Linked DNA regions of Homo sapiens: region 1 is linked to region 2. Evidence: chromatin loops called from intact Hi-C (ENCODE). Cell type or tissue: endothelial cell of umbilical vein. All regions are shown on one strand. Region 1 overlaps RECK (reversion inducing cysteine rich protein with kazal motifs). Region 2 overlaps RECK (reversion inducing cysteine rich protein with kazal motifs).

What was found. Peaks named below come from ENCODE experiments on the same cell type or tissue, not always from the same donor. Only the 100,000 strongest peaks of a DNase experiment are listed, where the experiment ranks them.
Region 1: it touches region 2 in a loop (4-fold over the local background); 11 of 110 quality-filtered maps call a loop at or near these places.

What each region holds. Positions count from the first base shown.
Region 1 is chr9:36,090,166-36,092,665 of GRCh38, reverse strand. RECK (reversion inducing cysteine rich protein with kazal motifs) reads right to left here. Exons shown (of 21, transcript NM_021111.3): 10 at 1,323-1,502. Among named protein-coding and RNA genes, the nearest start is that of GLIPR2, 45 kb to the left of the region's middle. In endothelial cell of umbilical vein, no CTCF peak of the experiment used is centred here; a DNase peak (open chromatin) is centred at 1,275; H3K27ac peaks cover 2,143 bases.
Region 2 is chr9:36,039,547-36,042,046 of GRCh38, reverse strand. All of the region lies in intron 1 of RECK (reversion inducing cysteine rich protein with kazal motifs), which reads right to left. Among named protein-coding and RNA genes, the nearest start is that of RECK, 3.9 kb to the right of the region's middle. In endothelial cell of umbilical vein, no CTCF peak of the experiment used is centred here; no DNase peak of the experiment used is centred here; H3K27ac peaks cover 451 bases.

The sequences.
Region 1 (2,500 bases), 51 kb before region 2:
AATCCTAGCACTTTGGGAGGCTGAGGCAGGCAGATCACTTGAGATCAGGGGTTCGAAACCAGCCTGGCCAAGATGGTGAAGCCCCGTCTCTACTAAAAATACAAAAAAAAAAAAAAAAAAAAATTAGCTGGGTGTGGTGGCAGGCGCCTGTAATCCCAGCTACTTGGGAGGCTGAGGCAGGAGAATTAATTGCTTGAATCCAGGAGGCGGAGGTTGCAGTGAGCCGAGATCATGCCACTATACTCCAGCCTGGGTGACAGAGTGAGATTCTGTCTCAAAAATAATAAAAAAAAAAGATGTAGACCCTCCTGCTTTTGATCAGTCTCCAATACCTTCAAAACAATTGTTCTTTTATATTTTGTGCGGAGTTCATAATTGGTATTGGTAGGACTGTTATTCTCATACAAGCTACTCCACAATTACCAGAAGCCAGACCAGAACTATGTGCCAAAGTCTAACTTTCAAACATTTCAGATGTACTCAATCTCTAAATCAGGTCTTTACTGGCTAATACTCTATCACCAGTTTTAAAGATATCTCAATTTTCTCACTCTTAAGTAATACTCTGAGTACTTTAAAAAAAATAAGATGTGTGTTAGCTTGAAGTAAACACCATCTGACAAAAATATCTAGAACTTCCTTCTGGCCCAATTGAATGATTCTCTTCCCTTTTGCCCTCTTTATTTCTGGGTTGTAACTTATAAATCAGCCACCTCTTCTTTAGTAACTCTCTCTCTCTTGCTTCTGTATGGAGTTCTCTCATTTCGTGCTTCCGGTGCCCTCTTCTGTTTTCTTTGGTTTCTTCAACCATTAACTGTTGATATGCTCCAAGGCTCAGTTCTTGCCTCCTTATTTTTCTAATGATACTTGATACCCTGGGAAAACATCTATTTGAATTGCTTTTGTAAAGAAATATTTTTGTATGAAACAGGGGACTCACAGAGAAGAAACCTCAACCAGTCTCAAGGTCCTTTAAAGTAAACTGTTTAAAAGTGGACATTTGGATGACCAAATAGTTCACAATAATTTATTCTACAATGAATTACTTCCACTGGTGGTACAGTAGAAGGGAGAGGGGACTGACGGCAGAAGAGATTCTTTGAATTCCAGAAGCTTGAGGTATCTCTAGATTGGAAGGGACTTTGTAATAGTGTTTCCTTTCCCAGAGGTGGCTTACCAGATGGAATACTGCATTTAAAGATTAAATCATAAAGAAGACTTTCTTTTAACCCAACAGGAATAAAATCAGAATAAAGTGGTATTTCACTTATTTATAATTAATGATAAAATATTTCCATTCCATGTATAATAATTTGTCTTACCTGTTGTTAAAATTAGTACAGTAAGTAAGGTTTCTACAGCCCAACTGGCAAGGTTCCCGGACATCCGCTAAACAGGTCAACATGGACACTTCCACTGGATTATATTCACAAAAGCGATCAAACTCTTGCCAACTCTGTGTATTGCCCCAGCTCATGCTGTAAAGTTTAGTGCAGAGTTCCCTGAAACAAGAGCACAAATGCAGAAGCCGACATGAGCCAACCAAGTAAATATTTGATTTGCATAAAACTAAAACTCTATGAACTATATACTTTGGAACGTATGTGAGAAAAAAAGTAAAAAAACCAAATGACTATTTCCTAGAAACTAGAGCCAGAAAAAGTTGATTGTTTTCCATGGAAAACAGGCTTCTTTTATCACCTACCTTTTCTCTTTTTGTCAAGGTTGCTAGAAATCTCAGTGCCAAATTTAATGTTCAATTACAGTATTTGTGCATCCTTAGTTCCTGGCACAATTATTTCCCCCTATATCTTTCTGATTTCTTTTTTACTTTTACTTAAAGTACATGGTTTTGCCTCTGCAAAGATATATTCCCTTATATTTATGTTCAGTCACAGACGGTAAAACTAGGACATGGTCCTCTGACTTCTTTTAAGAAGCATGATAGACTTAGGGTACATTAGTTTCTCCCTGAAAAACTATACTAAAGCCATTTCTATTCCCTAAGATATTCCAAAGCCTCTATGTACTATTGTAATACACAATCTTCTTATTTTTAGTACTCAATGATTACAAAGCAACTTAAGTATGTGTATATAGCTAAAACATTTATACCATTTCTAAAGTGCTCTCACACATGATATTCATTTTATTTATAAAATACATGTTTACAATAAAATTTTCATATTATTGAAATATACAAAATTATAAGTAAAAATTTTCATTCACCTTATATTTTGACTGTCATATTTACCCCTATGACAAAGATATCTTTACTTTTACATTTGTTCATTCACCCCACCAATGTTTATTGAGTGTCTATTTTGTGTGAGGGCCTGTTGAAAGCACTGGAAATACAATGGTGAATAAAACAGACAAGGTCCCTGCTATCAGTGAGGCTTACACATTATGGGAATAAGGAAGCTGTGATCAAGTTACATCAGGTACCTCGATCTGGAAGCTTTCTTTTTTCTAGTCCTTAACTTTCTTTCTTTTTTGT
Region 2 (2,500 bases):
ACAATGTCTTTTTAACAGGAAAAAAGTACAAAAAAATTTCTCTCACTATATTAATACTATTTCAGTACCATATTTCATATGGTAACTCACCTATAATTTAGAAAACATCATATGATTTTTAAATCAAAAGATAAATTGGACTAAATCATACTCAGGTAAGAGGCAGGCAGCCAGTTGGTGGTGGGCTCTGCAGCTATAAGGTCAAGAAGAGCTGAGGCTGGGAAGCTGACATTTTATGAGGGTGTGGAAACTATGTGCAAAAAAAAAAAAAAAAAGGAAGCTGATTGAGGGAGAGAGGAAACTGGAAGAGATGCACAGAGAGAAGCCATGTGAGATAAAGACTGTCTCTAAAAGAACACACGGGAAGTCTAATTTCCTGTCAGTCTTGGTTCCTGTCAACTTTCTAGTTCCTGTAGCAGTCCCTGAGGTAGAGATGTGCTGAATTTCCTACCCTTGGCTTTCCATGTGATTTCCTGTTAAATGCTATATAACCAGCCCCCTAATCCTGACTTATTTTGGGTTTTGTTCCTTAGAGTCAAAAGAGCTGTAACCTAGACATTGATCATTATGAAACAACTAAAGCAAATGACTCTTCTGAAGTCCTCTTCAACAGTCAGTATTTTTAGATAATTCCCTTCCCCACTGCAGCAGGGCTCCCATCTCTAAACAAAGGATCTAAAAGTATAGCTCCCAATTATCTCATGGTCAGAACACATCTCTTAATACTCCACTTATAGTCTTGTTCAAGTTACCTATGTGCTTTACAGCATCCATCATACTATGTGCTATATACCTGATGAAACCATATGCTTTTTCCTCAAATATATTCTTCAGATTTAGGATATAAATAGGTATGTACTAATATAACCACATAATATTAGCCATGTAGGTATTATACATTTTGGGGTGAATTTCCTGTCTGAATTTCCCACTAAACTTAAGCCCCTATTTTTGCTTACCACTTTATACCTCTGCCTATCACAGTGTCTGTCAGTATTAATAGTTTAATAAATATTTGCTAAATGGATTACTCACAAGTATGGAATTTGGCTTAATAAGCAATGGCCCTAGTGCAATTATTACTAATATTCATCCTAAACATGTACAAAAATAGAACTTTTTATTCTCTCCTTTCCTTACCTTACAACCCTCCTCCAAAATGCTCTTCCTCCATCTTCCCTACTTCAGTAAATGGCATCAACTTTTATTAAATTGCTCATGATTAAAAAAAAAACCTATGAGTAATCCTTAATTCCTTCTTCCCTCACTTCCCACATCTAATCCATCAGCAACATATTTTAAATATCCCCTCTCCTATCTCCACACCACTCTACTCTTGAGTCAACCCTTATCTCCTGCTTGAACTACTGCAATGGCCTTCTAGTCATCCTGCTTATACTCTTACCCCACTACAATAATTTTTTTCATTCAGCAGCAATACTGATCTAAAATAGAAATAAAATCATACCACTCTTACTTAAAACTCTATTGGTTTCTATCTGTGCACAGAATAAAATCCATAATCCTTATGTGGTTTTTTGCAATGCTCTGCACCATCTAGCCCTAGCATACTCTGTTGGTCACTACATTCCAACCATATAACCTTTTGTTCCTTATGCCTTAAGGCTTCTGCACTTCCTGGACCTCACCCCTGTCTTTCATAAGACTACCCACCACCTTCTCAGCCTTCGGATCTCAGTTCTAAACTTTACCTTCTCAAAGAGGCAGCTCTTATAAACTCTTTTGAAGTTCTTTTACACAAAGAACTACTCACACAATTCTCTGTGTTAGCCATTTGGTTTAGTTCCTTCATGGCATCCTTATCATACCTAGAAATCATTTTGTTACATATTTATCTATTTATTGTCTATCACCTCTCAGAATGTAAGCTCCTTGGAGCAGCAGCTCTGCACCTAGAACAGTGCCTGACGTATAATAAGTACTCATATAGTATTTTTTGGATAAACAAACCTCATAATATCTCTTTTGTTCTTTTAAAAACCACATTTATAATATATAAAAATAACCTCCTTGACCTCTTCCCATTTTCTTCTACAAGTGGCACACAGTGAAAAGTATTATTAATGAAAGATTGCTTAAATTTATGGATGCCAGACAGAAACTTTCAGCTGCATACCAGAATAAACTGTCATATCTGGTCTATCACCAATCCTAGCTCTTTCTACAGTGTGGGCCAAGATACTTCTTTGGTAAGAGAATCTGCTTCTTATTACTTTGCTCCAGATAGGCGTTTGCTTTTTCTAACTTAAAATTCATTACTTTCTTCTTCTGGATTCTAGGTTTACTATTACCTAATTCCTTAAATGTCAACTTACTGAAACCTGGCCCTTAAGGTTATATCCTTCCCTCTTTTGTACTATTACAAAGCAACTTAAATAAAAACGGAGCCATTATCAGGTGCCATGACACACGATGCTGATACTGCAGGATAGGGTCCCTTCTCATCCTCCAAAGAGAAAACCATTGAGCAAGTCATTTC